2 separate regions of the Homo sapiens genome follow, and region 2 is linked to region 1. The links are chromatin loops, found by intact Hi-C in ENCODE. Cell type or tissue: gastrocnemius medialis. All regions are shown on one strand. Links, peaks and the distances in the headings refer to the core of each region. The heading gives the core; the rest is flanking DNA. Region 1 overlaps SORBS1 (sorbin and SH3 domain containing 1). Region 2 overlaps SORBS1 (sorbin and SH3 domain containing 1).

Region 1 (8,845 bases), core at 469-8,468:
CAAAGAACATCAGTTAGCAGTATGCCAGCAGATCTGGCACATGGTGGTGGGGGTGGTGGTGCAGAAGAGGGAGATACCCTAGTCACTTGTCTTCAGATTTATTACAGTAAAGCCTTAATATCTTCATGCCCTCGATAAATGTGTATAGGCACACCTGTATCTTTTATAGCAAGTACCATGGGTTCTAGTTTCAGTTATAACATTTACTAGCCAGGTTCCCTTCAGCCAACCACTTTAACCTTTCAGAACTCCATTTTTCCCCCTCAAATACGAAACAAGCAATAACAACAAATAGGGAATGAGGCAGTGGGGAGTAATACTTGCCCTGTATCTAACCTCACAGGATTTCTATAAGAACCAAAATGAAATAATTAATAATAGTTTCACAGTCTTTAAGGTTTAGCAAACATGTATATAATGTTTTCTTATGGCTGGGATGAGGTGCTTGACAATTCTCACATCTAACAACCCTCTGTAAAGGTACTATTATTATCCTTGTTTTGTAGATAAGAAAATTAAGGCCCAGAGAGGTTCAATAACTTGCTGGAAGTTATGATACTAGGAAGGGGGATTTGAACTTTAGCAGCCTGACTCGAGTTTGTGGTACTATATACCACAATATGCAGCCTGTCATAATTATCATATGAACATTAATATTATATAATAACTAAATTTATGTTTATCTCAATTTCACAAATGAAGAAAATGAGGCTCAGAGAGGTAAGTCACAAGCCAAGATCATCGAGCAGGCAAATGGCAGAGCCAGGATTTGAAACTTAAGTCTATGTGACTGCAGACCCTGAACTCTCAACCACAAAGTTAATAAACTTCAATCCACAAATATTGACTCTGCATCTACTGCGCTCCAGGCTCCGTGTTCTAAAACACTATTCTTTTTTTAAAAAAAGATAAGGTGGCAGTTATTCGCCCAGGAGCTAAAAGGTTTTCACATCATCTCCAGGCCAGATCAGCCCCACCCCCACTCTCCAGGGCAAAGTCCCAGCCTCAAACAGCAGGTGCCCAGTGATAGCTGATGCCAATAACGACAATGATGACAGAAATATTTTAAATGTTGGGCTCTTGCTTTAAAAGGGAATTAGACTACTCAATTTCCAGGGCAAAAACGTCCTACAGGGCAAAATGCTGTTTCTAAAACAATGTGAACAGGTGTGGCCTATCTCAACAGGTGAAATATTTGAGGAACATTGTTCAGTCCTACCAGCCTTTCAACTCCCGAGGTAGGTTTGGCCCAATTCAACCTGGTTCTTCCCGGGCTTTCCTGATAGTCTTTTATCCCAGGGAAACCCCTCAGTTGGTCACCCTAGAGAGCAAGGACTAGGTTTTATACTCTTGACCAATACAAACACACACAGTGGTTCTAGCACAGTGCCTTGCAAATAAAAGGACCTAATGTCTTAGTGGATTCAATGGATGGAACAATATTTTATTATTTTCAAAGTACACTCATTTCCACTTCATAAGTGTTGCCAAGCAGCAGTCCCTGCACTGCTAAAATGATGATGTGAGAATCATTTTAATTAGCACTTTCATTGTTTGTATGCAAATGCACATTCCTAAAGTGGGTTCTTTAGAAAGCTTTCCTAAATCGACATCCCTCACAGTGATTTTTCTCCTTAAATCTTTTTCCATAGACAGTAAAGAGATAAATTTCAATCCAGCCTGAGTCTTAATGATCCTGAATCTTTAATAATGGAATTAAGGTGCTTTTCTTAAGCACCTTAAGAAAAGCACCTTAAGAAAAGAATGGCAAGTCTAAAATGAGGAAATGTGAGGCACTTCCAGGCACCAAGATAGAGCTACTCCTTTGACTCAGTCATCCCAAAATAGGATGGGTGACTCCAAAAGAGAGCACACTCCCAACACCGAGCTGCAGAAAAGTGAACAGTTTGGCGGCCTGAGTCCCCCCGGGACAAACCTGAGAGTCTTCAGAGTCATCACAAACTTTCCGACCTCCTCCTCTTTTCCCTTCCCCAAATACTCCCAGCTCAGGGAGCCTGAACTCTCTGCCAGCCCACCCCTAGCCTGTTCCTTCCTTTCGTCTCTGACCTAGGGGCTGGGCAGCCTCGGTCTTGTACCTCAGCTCAGGGAGAGGCCCAGATGGTCCTGGAGAACTCAACCCTGGCAGAGGCATTGGTGGACCCACCCAGCCCTGCCCTGGGTGGGAGTCCTGAAGAGCTGGTCTCTTGGGGAGTAGGAGTGGGAATAAGTTCTGGGTGGTCAGCACAGCTGAATCCTGATCTGAGTCACTAACACAGCCCTGTATGGTTATGCCTGGGAGCCCAGAAAGCCAGTCACAGCTTAAAATTAGAGAGAACACCATGGGGAGAAGCAAAGTTTTTGGAAGGGCAAATGAGGAGTCAGAGGTTATCTGAGCTTGGAGAAAAACTCTGTGGTCCAAAGAGGGTGGGGAAATTTGGGAGCCAGGAAAGCACTAGAAAATCTTTTAAGGGGCTGCAAAGCACTCCTAACATTGGAATGCCCTATTTGCATGTCTAGGCCACAGGAAGAAGGAATGGAGTCAAAGCTGAACAAAGGACAGCAGCATTTATGGTCAGAGGAAAGTCCAAAAGGCTAAGGCAGGGGTGTCCAATCTTTTGGCTTCCCTGGGCCATATTGGAAGAAGAAGAATTGTTTTGGGCCACACATAAAATACACTAATGCTAGTGATAGCTGATGAGCTAAAACAAAACAACACACACACACACACACACACACACACACACACATCCCATATTGTTTTAAGAAAGTTTACAGATTTGTGCTGGGCCACATTCAAAGCTGTCCTGGGCCACATACAGCCTGCAGGCCTTGGGTTGGACAAGCTTGTTCTAAGGTCTGGGAAGAGTTAAAACATAAGAAATTGAAATAACCATTAGGTTTTTTGTTTTGGAGGTTCTTTTTTAAAAATCTATGATCAGACCAAGAAGAAAACAAAGCGTATGATAACAGACCTGCTTGAAGAAGCCCTCGTCATATTATAAGAGAAGCCACTCTTCCTCGTGTTGTTTCCACCTCCACCAACTATGAGAATGATCTTACTGGAAAGGGAGACTCTGGTAAGAGGTGACTGAGGCAGAAGACAGGTGTGGAGCTAGGAGAGTCGCAGCCCCTTTAAGTGAGAGCTACTCCTTTTTGGGTTTTCAGGCTCAGGTGAACCACATCCATAGACAGCTAAAAGAATCTGAACTGTCACTGATGAATCACTATCAGTAATCCTTCAGAAACCTCTGAGAAAAGGAAAGGTGATGAAATTGAGGAACTAAATAATTAACACTAAGAAGGGTCTAGAAGTATACACTAAGAAGCTTGGGATCAACATCCTGAAGAATTCTAGCCTGGAATATTAAATAGATGAATACCTATGAAAAGAAAGTGATGACTCTATTTTGGTGTCACTCCAAAAACTGACACAGGCTCACTGTCAAAAGGTATCAATTAATTTCCCTTTTTAAAAATAGAATTAGACCAGTAGCTCAGATGAGCGTAACTTCACAGACAGGATCCCAACACAGTTCTGGGACCCCCACAGAGCCCCTTCTCTCTCATTTATAACCACAGTTCCCTGGCACCACACAGGAAAATTATGCACATCTGGAGGAGAGGAGAGCTTGAGGTTAGGGTGCAAGGAAGGCTGCCACTTAGGATATCCCCTAAAGGTCACAGCCAAGCAGTGTGATGGCTGACACCTTAGAAATACATGCTTGTTAAGGCCTGCTAGTCCAAGCTGGATCAGTCTCCAGACTGTCATTCTCAAAACTAGCCAGCATAAAGACCACTGCTGGCAGGAGGGGAAGGGGGATGTTAAGAATATTTTAAGTGTGGTGACACCCTTCTCACTCAGTGACCTGTGACTGCCAAGCCAAGATCCCTGAATGGAAACGCCTGGTTGGAACTCCTTCTTAGCTCATCAGTGAGACAAGCATCTTTGGAGCTATTTTTTCCAAGGAAGGGGACGTCCCTGAAGGAAATGAGTAGATGCCAAGCAGAGAATATAGCAAATCAAAATACTTCCTGACACAGCCAAATCCTTGGCTGATGTACTTCCAGCTCAATGCCTGGAACTCAAGACCAGCCCAGGGAGGATCAGACACAGGCTCCCATGTGGCTAGAAGCGAAGAAGGTCCAAAGTGGCTTCAGAAATCTCTAAGACTGAAGACACCGGGCTTGTTCCAAGCCATAGGATTTCCAAGCTAAAGGGAAGATCGTACATCATCTTCTTACTTTAAAAAAAAAAAAAAAAAAAAAGGTGAGGGGAATATACAAGCGCTAAGGGAAACAATATTGCAGAGCTCCTTAAAGTGGTGAAGGATTTAAAGACTGTTCTTCAGAGCCCTTTTCCCCAAAGCGACATTTTTAGCCATGCACTGTTTAGTTAATTAACAGAGGAGACCAAAGGTTCAAACCAATCAGCCCCACTCCCAGCATTCAGTCCTGGAACTGACCCTGAGGTACTTCAGACCAGGGTGATGGGGAGAGAGGTCAGATGATCCGTGGCGATCTGGAACCAACCTCACAAAACTGCGTCATCCATGGACAGGCTGTAAGGGAACTAGCCACACCCCAGCCTCAGTCACGCTGCAAATTTAACCCTAAACAGAACATACTAAACATCAGTGTTGCTCAAAAGCTCGGAGACGCACTTTGGAGAAGGGAGGTGTACAAACAAGCATTTCTAGATGGCCGTCTTGTATGCCATCTTCCAGGGATGGGTCCAGAAACCAGCAGATATACTTTGGTTTGTTTTTTTTAACTGACACAAAATGGTTCGGAGACATGCCCACTCTCTCTCTCTCTCTCTCTCTCTCTCTCTCTCTCTCTCTCAAAGATTCCCTTTTCAATGCTCTGTTGGTTCTTCTGCTTGCCCCAAGAAAGAAACCTCCATCGTGCACTACCAGTCTTCAACACATGCTAAATCGGGGCAATGTGGAGACAGGGGAGGCAGTGATGGCAGCCAGGAGGGGACGGGCTGAAGCAAAAGACACTGAATACTTGAAACCACAAATCCTGAATCTGCAATTCCTCTATTTACTTAGAAACAGTTGCTGATGCTTACCCTGCCCAAAGATAAACTAGGACAAACCGGAAAGGGAAGGGGAAGCAGTGAGGTAAGGCCTGTTGTAAACCTGGCTCCATGCACGCAGAGGAAAAGCTCCCCGCGTGGTCAGAACATAGTTTTCCTCCCGATGAGAAAAGTTAGATAACAGTACGAATAGTGATATTAGGCTGTATCCAGGCACTAAGCAGACGCAGAGGGCTGCTGTCTTCACACACATAAAAGACATTTGGAGAACACTGTGGTGTGGTGGAAAGAGCATGGCATTTGGAGTCAGAGGAGGTGAACTTGAGTCCTGGCTCAGCCTAGGACAAGCTGTGTGACTTCAGGCCAGGCATTCAACCCCTCTGAGTTTCAATTCTCTGTGAACTATGAAACAAATGACTTAGACTAGCTGATCTTGTAGGTGTCTTTCAGCTCTATCATTCTGTTATGCTACTAATGATGCAACAAAAGAGTTATGCATCCACTCAGCAAGCATTTCATGAACACATTCTGCATGCCAGGTCCTCCGCTGGGTACGAGGCACAATCTTGCACCCAAGGAACCTTCCAATCCACATATGCGAGAGACTTACAAATGAGTCTGTACAGTACAAAGGGAGAGATGCATGCACAGGGTGAAGGGTTCCAGCAGAGGAGAGGGCAGACAGCAATCAGAAACAGTTGCCCGGGAGTGATTCCTGGGCTAACACTTGAGGTAGGAGGTAATTAGGCCAAAGGAAAGAAAAAAAGGAATAGTATGTACACATGATAGTATGCACTCAGGAATGGCCCAGTAGGGCATGTGGGGTGGGAGGAGTGCTAAGAGATCAAAGGCCTTATAAGCCAAACTAAGAAAAGCTACTGCCAAGCACCCCCGGGGCCCCTGTACCTCCCCTGCTGTTCACCTCAACAACTCCCTATATGGCCACATCAGGGTCAGAAACAGCTCCTCCAAGTCCCCTTATGTCAACAGCCAAGCAACCATCCCACCCCTGCCCCCAGCCCTCTCCTTTTGTCCCTGAGTCTCATCTAGCTCCACCTGCCGCCCTACACATCCAGGCCACACCTGCTGACACAGAAGCTTCCACTCAGTCACCCAGCAGGCCTTGCTTTCAGCTCTTGCTCAGCCCCCAATGCCCAACCCATGTCAGCTGTTCCAAATAGTTTCCATCTTCCTCAAAGCCACAATCACATCCCTCCCACCCACCCCAATCTCATGCTTAGTCGATGATTCCTACCTCCTCTGTTCCTGGGAATGACTGTCCAGCACAACTCCCATAGCAACCCTCCTGCCCACCTGTCCTAAGTTCCTTTCTACATGGTGCAGACAAAACCACGTATATCTCTGCTTACAAGCACAACAGAAAGCAAAGAGAAACACTCTATGAAGAAATAGAGATTGCATTCATCAATCAATGCATCAATGCAGGCTGTTGCCCATGCATGTGACTGGGCTCTGAAACAAGCACACTTAGGTGGGATAAGGTATATGAATGTACTCCGCATGCCAAAAGGCCCTGTGTAAATATTAGAGCTACTCCATATGTGTTGGTTGAATAAATGAATAAACAAATCAATGAATTTGAGGCAATCTAAAGAGCTGCAAAATACACAGTATTATCAGGCTTAGGAACCAGGAACACAGTCTAGAATTCAGCCAAGAAGATCCTTTCTAAAACCAGAGTTTTCAAAACTCTGGTCCCTCCTTTGCTCCTACACACACAGCCCACTTAATGCCAACCTGAGCAGTGCTGAATCATTCTAATGATGTATTTTGGCTATTTTGGAAATAACTTCCTAAAACAATATATTTAGTATAAAATACAAGCACAACAGGTTTAGTATATTGCACATATAGTACACTATACTTTGTGGGTGTGTATATACATTTGTACCATGCTCTAAGTGCCATTATAAGCTCTTAGCCAATGACTGCTAACACAGGCCCACAGCAAAACACCCCCTGCAGCCTCCATTACACCATCCTGTGCTGAGCATGTTCTACAAAATGTTTTGTTTTCTCTGCTAAAGCCTCTGTGCCATTTAATTTTTGTCCTGGTCACAATTTTGACTCATCAGAGCCAAGAGATGGTGTTCAACTGGCTTTGGACCCACCACAAAAAAAAATTAAGAAACAATATAACCCAGGATTGTAAAATCCAAGTATTAGGGTAGTCCAAGTCTCATGAGCACCGGTGAAGACGGGTAGGCTTACAGACCTGAGAGCTCTAGTCATCAGAAATATTCTGCGGGATGACAAGAAGATGAAAACTCTCTGCCTGGGGTTTACTCTGTACCATCTACTAAACAGAGCTACAGAATTTCCTCTCAGTGCGGCAAGTTCAGGATAATACCATGAGCTGGTGAGTACATAACTCACTATATTTAGTTCTTCTTTCGTGTTTATTACTGGCAGCCATGAGAAATAAACGATGACATTAGGAACCCATCTCTACTGAGACTCTGCCCTTTGAACCCCACAGAAGTTGTTACATGGCCAGTACTCCAGGTTTACCCAGCACTGAGTATGTGCAGTATGTGACAGAATAGTGGAATTCTAGAATGTCAGAGCTTGAGGAAGGCCCAGACATGATCTCATTTATCTCAGAAACAACTAAAGCTCAGAGACAGCAGGTTGCTGTAGAGTTGGTGGCAAGTCACGTATACCAACAGTCTGATGAACTCTCACCCCAAAACCAAGAAGCCAAAAATGAAAAAGGTTGAAATTCAGTCTCCATCTGGGCTAGCATTTAGTCTTCAGCAGTCTACAAGAATGATTTCAGAAAGGAAACGACGACATGAGAAGAAACAGAAACTGTGGATCATGATGGCTCATAAAATAGGAATGACTCGGATTAAGTTCAGTTATTCAAGTTTTAGGTTGGTTGGGCTTTCTTGGTGGTGGTGGTGGTGTGAAATTCCTTTTCTAAAATCTACAGATGCTTTAGAAGGTACCAGACCCAAAAACTAATTCTTTGTTTCATTAAAACACTGGTGACTTCTGTTGTCCAGTTTTATATTTTTGTCTATTAAAAGGAAAAAAACCTAAGAAACATTCAACTCCTTTGAGTTCAGTAGTTCACTTCTATTTGAAAAATAAAATGAAAATATTTAAGAGCAAATGTAATTAGTAAATTTGTATAAATGTTCCCAACATGGTATTTTTGTGAGTAAATCACATTATACAAAGGACATTATATGTTTCAAAACTAATATAATGACTTGATATTTGTAAAGAATACTTTTTAAAAATTACATTGTTGCTTTCTTTCCTTCCTCTTAGTTAAAAACACACAAATTCCATTCTTTCTTTTTTTTTTTTAGATGTAGTTTTGCTCTTGCTGCCCAGGCTGGAGTGCAATGCAATGGCGCCATCTCGGCTCACTGCAAACTTTGCCTCCCAGGTTCAAGCAATTCTCCTGCCTCAGCCTCCTGAATAGCTGGGATTATGGGTGCCCGCCACCATGCCTGGCTAATTTTTTTGTATTTTTAGTAGAGACGGGATTTCACTATGTTGGCCAGGCTGGTCTTGAACTCCTCATCTCAGGTGATCCGCCCACCTCGGCCTCCCAAAGTGCTGGGATTACAGGCATCAGCCACCAGGCCCAGCCATAAAACACACAAATTTATTTAAAGAAAAAAATATTTGTTTCACCCTACTGTCCCAACATTTTTTTCCCTATCATTTAAATTTTAGTTTCCTTATTTAAAAAGAGAGGTATCAGGCTGGGCGTGGTGGCTCACACCTGTAATCCCAGCACCTTGGGAAGCTGAGGTGGGCGGATAG
Region 2 (8,845 bases), core at 546-8,545, 63 kb before region 1:
TTAACATGACTTTTATTCTTCCTTCTTTCTCTCAACTAGCTACAGATGGAGCAGGCATCAGCTCACAGCTCAGACACCATCCACAGAGGCTCCTCCTCTTGACAGAGGAGGAAGAGGAATCCAAGTAGTTTCCTTTTTCACCTCTGTTACCCAGGGCCAAACCCGAAGCTATCAGGCCAAACTGAGGTCCTTCTGGGAGGTCTACACCAGGCTGATTAGTCAGGTTTGAGAAACTGAGGACCCTGTCCCAACGAATCTGTCCTGGTACACCTAAAACCAACTCGATATGAAAACCTAGGTCTACACAAATAAATTATAGAATACACAATCAAACTACTCACAATGGTCTATGAGGACACTAAACATAAGACACCTTACCTGCTACTCCAGGCAAACATAATCTGTGTCAAAGGGAAGATGCTTGAACTCCCCAAAACAAGAGTGGCTTCTAAATTCTAAGTTCAGCTGAAGGTAGACGGGAATAGACCAGGGAAACATCTAGCATTTTTCTTCAATGGGACTGAGCTGCGAAATTCAAAGCTAGAAGGATATCCAAGGCCGTGGGTCACATTGGGCCTGGTGCTGACCTAACTACACTGCACAGCACTAGAGATTTCAGAACAGGCCCCAGCTCAGGATGTAACGGTTCCCAGCTTTGATGTGTTTGATGCCTCATTATAATTTATCTAATAAGCCAAATGAAAAGTTTCCTTCCTGATTTCTGCATGACTGGCTTCAGCTTAACAAGCCATTTGGAACAGTTTTGCAGGCATACATCTTTACACAAAGGGATGTCAGTAAACGCTTAGTTCCATCAGCCAATTGCATGACCCACTACATGACTGTATCTCAAAATGTAGGGTGTGGACCCCAGCATCTGAAACCCCTGAGCACTTGCTACCAAGTGAGATTCCTAGGCTCTTCTCCAGACCCACTCAGTCAGAAATTCTAGGAGTATAACCTGAGGGTGACGATTTAAACAAGCCTCCCTGACCCTCAGATGATCCCATGTACACAAAGCTTGAGAAGTGACCTCCTACTCCAAAAATCCCTTTGAGAACAAGACCCTGACTCATGGTTGTACCCAGGGTACTTAGCAGAATGCCTAGACCACGGCAGAAACTCAATGATGAATTGTTAACTAACCAGTTACTTGCTTTTGAGTGACCCTGGCCCTCATTTGCCAGGGTAAGTCCTCAGCAACATAGCTAACATTCACTAGGCACCTTCTCTATGTCAAGCTCCATAACAGGAACTTTTACACTCGATCCTACTGAACCCGAAGCCCTGTGAGTAGATTCACGTATTCCCATATTACAACTCGCAATGAAGTTATCAGATTCTCTCAATTCCCAGGGCTCCTAAGGAAAAAGGAGACCCAAGCACTTTGACTCAGCTTTTTCTCTAAGCAGTTGGGCTTTCCCGGCTGTGATGGGAACTCATTCCCCCACCCACAGGATGGGACCTGAGGCAGCAGGGCCCTTTGACTTCCTGTGACCACTGGGGCACTGTTTTGTCACAGAGGCTCCTGGGACCTTCTCCTCAGGGGCCCTAGCAATTGCCTGCCTTTTGAGGTAAAAGTCCTAACATTTGTACAGGGCTTTCAGACCCACTTGCTCACTTAAACCCAACTCTCTCACAAAAAAAAAAAAAAAAAAAAAAAAAAAAAAAAAATCCTAGTCTCTGTCATTTCTGTATACTACAGAGAGTTTATTTACTCACTAGGTCAACAAGAGAATCAGAGAATCGCTTCCTCCCCGAGATCTCCCCGCTCCCTGGTAAGTAGCACCCACCACGCCTGCCGTTGCTTTCCCCCATAATTCTTAGCTTTCCTCAGCTCACCACACGACCCCCGACCTGGCCTGTGAAAAGCATGGCCAGTCAACATAAAGGCCACAGATGTTGTCTTCTGAGGGAGAAAGATGTGCATTCCCAACAGGACAGAGCAGATGAGGCACTGCAGAGATGGGGAACAGCCCCGAGAGACCCAGGGAAGACACACGGGAAGCATGCACGCTAGTGACAGGGGACACGGCTCCAGTCATCACACAGGCACAGCGGCAGCCAGTGCTGTCCTCAGAGCTCAGTGCTTCAGTGAGAAAGGGAATGTGACTGCTGGGAGGAGACATTCAGAAAAGCCGTGAGGAGGGGAGTCCAGCAAGCTTACGGTACTCGAAACAGCTCCCGTGAGGTCAGGCTCCGAGACTCTGCGGAGGTCCTCCGGGGCAGGAGGGACCAGCGGAGGTGGTGGTGAGAAGGATGGTGGCGTCTGGCTAATGGGGGCAAAGGAGCCAGAGGCGCGGGCTGGCTGGCTGTGGTGGGGCCACCTCTGCAGATGAGGGGGAATGAAATCATCTAGAGTCGGGAAGGTCAGAGGTGAGGCGGCAGAGGCAGTCGCTGGGATTGTGGGGACGCAGCCAAGAGGCCCCAGAGGTGTTGGAGGTCTGGCAGTGCCTTCTTGCCCTCTGTCAGTATTAACCAGGTAGAGAGGGACAACTATTACCTCCGGCTGGGCTGCACTGGAGGAAGTGGCATCCTGTGGAAATAAGGGGGTCGTTATGGAAAGGGGTATGATACGAGGAAAGAATTCCATATTTAAACGGTTGAGAGTGGGCATGCAGTGAGGTACTCTGAGAAATATTTAATCAGTGCCCTTTCCTCAGAGTACATGAGACAGTCGGAGCTGGCCAGCTGGCCTTCTGACACTCCATGACACAGAGGGAACCCCATCCAACTCCGCTTTTCATCCATCTATTTTTGAATCCTTTTAACACTTTATGAGAGAGAAAGAACAGAACAGGCAGGCAGGCTGTGTTTAACCCCACAACACCACCATAGAGCCTAAAAGCTTGGGAGTAAATACAATTTCTTTGGCACCTTGTAATAAAACATGAACAATGAGTTTCTCACCATGTTATTAGTCTCTGGATTCCACGCTCCGGCATACTTACACATTTACAGAAAAGAGAGACAGACAAAGAGAGTACTGTGCTGAAAGGTTCAGACAGAAGAATTCGGGACTCAAGCCACAACAACATTAATGAGGAAAGGGAGGGTAGGGCAGCCCAGTGAACAATGAGCTGCTCGCATCAGTTTTGAAAGAGACAGTAGAGAAGACACACAAACATTCCTAATTTCTTGCCTTGGCTGGATAACTCGGCTGCAAAAGGTAAGATTCTTTGCTCTTCCGGTTTTCGGGATCAGAGGTAACCCGGGGGCCTAGCACAGGTGGTCTCACATCTGGGAACGAAGCCTGAGTCCCCAGGGAAGGACTCTCGCCACGGTTAACGGCATCTTTACGGATGTCAAAGAATAGCTTGGGAGGGTCAGGAGGAGGAGCAGGGGGTGGTTTTCCTGTGCCGGCTGTGCGGGAGACAAGGCCGGGAGCCGGTGCTCGGGTGCCCGCAGCCTCCAAGGGAGTGCCTTCGGCAGGGTCACGTGCAACACGAGAGGAGTTTTCTGACGCCGCCAGGCAAATGTTATTGGATAAACAAGGTACATATAAGCTGCTGACCTTTTTAATCCCAACTGCCTCATGACATGGGTTAGAGCTCACATTCTTATGATAAACTGTCCTGGTGGCTGCATAGCGCTGCTGGGGTTGGGATGAAGCACTGGGGAACGTGGAGTCCGGAAGCAAGGAACCAGGGCACACCACACCTTTGGGAGCCGATCCAGCTGCCAGGAGGACAGAGATAGGCTGGGGTTGTGAGGGGTTCTGCTGTCTGGGGGTGCCGAGTGGGACATAAGGCTTTGGTGAGCTCAGGTAGAGGGAATCCTTATAGGTATTGTGGATGGTGGGGGACTGCCATGCAAAGCGGTCCTTTTGAGGGAGAGGAGGGCGTGGGGGAGAGAGAACCTTTAGCAATATTTTCAAGATATGTTATCAAACAGGGAAAAAAGAAAGAGGAGGGGAAATGGAAAGAAGGACGATCATTAGAAACGACAGCATAACATGATTCAAGCAAAAACAATTCTTAACACGTTTTTCAGCACATCCTCAGGTTAGACTCCTCCTAGTATCCACAATTCTAAGTGAAGCCAAAGACTGAATCCCACTCACCTGGAGAGGTAGGCCTGACTCTCCTTTGTATCCAGAGAGGCTGAGCCCAGCCCGTAGCAGGCCACATGCTACATCAATTGTGACACCAATCCTTGGCTGACTGCATCTTTATTAGACATCCTGACTCAAGAAGGGAGCCAAGTGAACTAAACACCAGTGGGAGAAGCACCAAAGCCCCCAACTCCCTCTCAAACCTCCTTCCCTCAAGATTTATCTTCGAGCCTTTGGCCTTAGAAGTTTATGTTCACTGGAACTCTTTTGAGTGCCTTTCATTCTTTTCCTTTAGGAAAAGGAGAACTGGAAGAACCGTCCTTATTTGTGTTCACAGGAGACAGATGTCTTAATTGAGTCACTGAGATTTAGCACTCAATTCCATAAGCATAACAAATTAACGTGCCCTAAGAAGAGAATGCTAAGGATTTTTGAATACACATGTGCTCTTTTCTCAGAGGAAAGAATTTGATGAAGCTAATTATTAGAAGGAAGACAAGCATGAGATTAAAAGCACACAGTCTCCCATTTTTGATGTACACAAAAAAGGGGACCAGGCAATGAAGGACTGAATTGGCCTCTACCGGATTGGACTGTGCCTAGTTTCTCAAAATCTAGCCCCATGCCCATCTCACCCAGCCCACCACCACACAAAGGGAATCAGCCCCAGAGGTAAATGATCAGCCTCAGATTCACAGCTTAAGCCCAAAGCTCTGGTTGCAGGTCCAGAGGCTCACACAGCATCCCTCTCTTCTCAACACTGCTCCTCTTTGGGTCTCAGTGGAGAAGAGGGTCAGGAAATGGGATGACCCTCCAGTCTGATCCTCATGTCAACAAGAGTCATCTGGCAATCTGCGGCTCAACTGGGAATTAGACTATGAGATGAGGAAACTGCATTTTGCTAGATTTTCTTTTCTTTTGTTTTGTTTTATTTTGTTTCGAGATGGAATCTCGCTCTGTCACCCAGGCGGGACTGCAGTGGCGCGATCTCGGCTCATTGCAACCTCCGCCTCCTGGGTTCAAGTGATTCTCCTGCCTCAGCCTCCCAAGTAGCTGAGACTATAGGCACATGCCACCATGCCTGGCTAATTTTTTGTATTTTTAGTACAGACGGGGTTTCACCGTGTTAGCCAGGATGGTCTCAATCTCCTGACCTCATAATCTGCCCACCTCAGCCTCCCAAAGTGCTGGGATTACAGGAGTGAGCCACTGCACCCAGCCTAGGTTTTCTTTAATGGCTCCTTTTTTTTTTTTTTTTTGAGACATAGTCCCACTCTGTCACCCAGGCTGGAGTGCAGTGGCACAATCTAGGCTCACTACAACCTCCGCCTCCCAGGTTCAAGCAATTCTCCTGCCTCAGCCTCCTGAGTAGCTGGGACAAGCCCATGTCACCACACCCAGCTAATTTTTTGTATTTTTAGTAGAGACGGGGTTTCACCATGCTGGCCAGGATGGTCTTGAGCTCCTGACCTTGTGATCCACCTGCCTCGGCCTCTCAAAGTGCTGGGATTACAGGCGTGAATGGCTCCTATTTTTAAAGATATCCCAGTTCTAGAAGAAAACCAGAACTTTCCTCCAAATTACGCAAGTGAAGTATATTAGAGTCTGATCAATATCGGTAAGTGAATTTTGACCAAAAATGGGGAGGGTGCAAGATCTGGGTCTATTTTGAATTTATTTTTAATTTTATTTCATTCTTTTTTTTTTTTTTTCCCGAGATGCAGTCTCACCCTGTTGCGCAGGCTAGAGTGCAGTGGTGTGACCTTGGCTCACTGCAACCTCCGTCTCCCAGGTTCAAGCAATTCTCCTGCCTCAGCCTCCTGAGTAGCCGAGACTATAGGCCTGTGCCACCACACCCGGCTAATTTTTGTATTTTTAGTAGAGACGAGTTTTCACCATGTTGGCCAGGCTGGTCTTGAACTCCTGACCTCAAGTGATCTGCCCGCCTTGGCCTCCCAAAGTGCTGGGATTACAGGCGTCAGCCACAGCGCCCGGCCAATTTTATTTCATTCTTTTTTTTTTGAGACTAAGTCTCGCTCTTGTCACCCCAGCTGGAGTGCAATGGCACAATCTTGGCTCACTGCAACCTCCGCCTCCCAGGTTCAAGCTATTCTCCTGCCTCAGCCTACTGAGTAGCTAGGATTATACATAGGTGCCTGCCATCACACCTGGCTAATTTTTGTATTTTTTTTAAGTAAAGACAGGGTTTCACCATGTTGGCCAGACTGGTCTCGAACTCCTGACCTCAGGCGATCCACCCACCTCAGCCTCCCAAAGTGCTGGGATTACAGGCATGAGCCACTGCACCTGGCCTATTTCATTCTTATATTTGTGGCATACAGGTGGCAAGAAGAAAGAATGTTAGAAAGGGTGAATAGGTGAAAAATATTTAAAAGTTTTATAGGTTGGGCACTGTGGTTTAAGCCTGTAATCCCAGCACTTTGGAAGACCAAGGCAGAAGGACCACTTGAGTCTGAGACCAGCCTGGGCAATACAGCGAGACTCTGTCTCTACAAAAAATTTAAAAAAGAAATAGCCAGGTGTGGTGGCACACACCTGTAGCCCCAGCTACTAAGGAGGCTGAGAAGGGAAGATTGCTTGAGCCCAGGAGGTCAAGGCTGCAGTAAGCTGTGATGGCACCTCTGCACTCCAGCCTAGGTGACAGAGCAAGACTGTCAAAAAAAAAAAAAAAGTTTTTTGAGTCCAGATTAGAACATCAACCCAGAAATAGTAAATAACCTATTCCTTAAACTCAGTTTTCAAGGCACACATATAAGCTCATTGGACAAGCAGCTCATTTGGATATCCTTGACTAATTCAATGCCTATCCTTTCCACAGGGCACCCATGGCAGTGCCAGTGAATATGCACCAGCCAAAAAAAAAACAAAATGAATAGCCCCTCTCTAGTATTCAGCAACAGCAAAAGCTTTCAGGTGAACTCACTTGGTTTCAGTGAACATGTTTACAGACTAAACGATTCTAGAAACAAAACACGTGGGCTAGCACGCACCAAAGGGACTGGCGGGTATGCTGATAATGGCAGTAGGGAGGTAAGCAAAAGATCATTTTGATTTGAGCTCAGATTTACTTTTACTTTCAGCTCAAATGTCCCATATGTGATTTCTTCTTGTCCAAAGATAGAAATCAGCTTCAGTGAGTTTCTAACTTATTTTGGCTCTCGCCATATATGGTGCATTACATCAGGCATGAGCCTTCCCAGGGCTTTGACCCTGTAGAGAGGACGCTTCCCCAGAGCATCAACAGTGCACTCAGATCCAAAGGTCTCCTGCCCTGGGGCTTCTTTTAGTCCTGAAGAAGAAAGGGGATAGGCACAGTGACTTTACATGCAGGGAACTACTTTTTGTTGTAAACATTGTAGGAACCACACAGGCAGTCTGCATTCTGCCCAGTTGGCTATAAATGAAATTCTATTTATCTTTTCAGAAGGTGGGTCAGTGAAAATATGAGGCTTCTGGAAAATCCTGGTATGTTTATAGTTTATACAGTTCTATAAACTACCAATTCCCTCCTCTAAGCCAGTGCATACTTACAGCTCTGGCAATCACTATATAGACAAGAAGTCATGTTTCCATTCAGAAAACACACCTAAGAGGTAATGCATGACCTAAAGGTTCCTGAAATTTGAATGGCTGATTTTACATTGAATATAAAGGATAAAACCTCTTTATGAGCAATTTACCAAGTTCCCTTAAAAGGGAACCCCAGTAGAAAGAAAATTCTTGGATAGTGACAGATAAGAAAACATACTTTGTAAAAGATATTATAGGGTGTTCACCCTTATAAACCTCTTGAGGGCAATGTTTCACACAGTGATCTGAACACCACGGAGATGCTCAATAAAGCTGTGTTAAATAAATTTTAAAAGAATTTTTATTTACTTCACATGCTTTTAAAATTGTCTTTTCAAAAGAGCTGCTTAAGAAGCCAAAAAGAATTACTGAGTTACCCTTTGAACTAAGTCACTGATAGTGGAAGAGGACATGCTTCTACATTTGCTTTGAATTAATCAGCACTGTTTCTTGATCTGCATAGAGCTGATGGCATCCATTCTTGAGATGGTTGAAAAGAAGTATGTCTGCCACAGGCAGCACATTTATACACTGTGAAAGGGTTTAGGGACGGGAAAACCATGGCAAGTCATTTACCGGACAAGTGACCTCCCCAGTCCCTCTGTCTAATGAAGACTTCAAAAAGCCAGGCTCATTCGCAGCTCCTGGTTCTAACCAGTGACCCAGGATGCATACGGCTGTACCTAGGGAGGCAAGTCATAGCAGGTGGCAGAAAGGCTAAATGTGTTTGTTGCTCAGCATACAAGGCAGACAATTAAGCAACCAATTCCACGCTGAGGAGGATAAGCATCTGTAGAGAGGGAGAAAAACATCATCTCTGATTCAGCTTCATTTCAGCAGCAAGTGCATTTTTACATCCTCACAACAGGAACCAGAGGATCATTGGAGAAGTGGGGTGGGAACTAGGAAGGACCTGCAGAATTTGCGGACTCCTTGTGAGTTCGGGGAACACCTTCACAGAAGGAAGGCACAGGGAAGCGGACCACACAAGGAACACATTTCTGCTATAGTTTTTGAGCAGCACAGCTTCCTTTAAGAGAAAGGACTAGGCTAGGTGTGGTGTCTCACACCTATAATCCCAACACTTTGGGAAGCCAAGGTGGGAGAATGGCTTGAGGCCAGCCGTTGGAGGCTTCAGTGGGCTACGATGACACCATTGCACTCTGGCCTGGGCAACAGATAGAGACCCTGTCTTAAAAA

The links. Peaks named below come from ENCODE experiments on the same cell type or tissue, not always from the same donor. Only the 100,000 strongest peaks of a DNase experiment are listed, where the experiment ranks them.
Region 2: a loop joins it to region 1, with 4 times the contacts of the local background. A loop is called at or near these places in 2 of 110 quality-filtered maps.

What each region holds. Positions count from the first base shown.
Region 1 is chr10:95,475,157-95,484,001 of GRCh38, forward strand. All of the region lies in intron 2 of SORBS1 (sorbin and SH3 domain containing 1), which reads right to left. Among named protein-coding and RNA genes, the nearest start is that of SORBS1, 82 kb to the right of the region's middle. In gastrocnemius medialis, for the core only: a CTCF peak has its summit at 4,931; DNase peaks (open chromatin) are centred at 1,904, 3,955, 4,555, 6,125 and 2 weaker places; H3K4me3 peaks cover 1,443 bases; H3K27ac peaks cover 8,000 bases.
Region 2 is chr10:95,412,327-95,421,171 of GRCh38, forward strand. It overlaps SORBS1 (sorbin and SH3 domain containing 1), which reads right to left. Exons shown (of 33, transcript NM_001034954.3): 9 at 2,168-2,536. Among named protein-coding and RNA genes, the nearest start is that of PDLIM1, 130 kb to the left of the region's middle. RefSeq lists a silencer at 6,967-7,046. In gastrocnemius medialis, for the core only: a CTCF peak has its summit at 3,553; DNase peaks (open chromatin) are centred at 2,401, 2,695, 3,455, 4,115 and 1 weaker place; H3K4me3 peaks cover 3,009 bases; H3K27ac peaks cover 7,635 bases.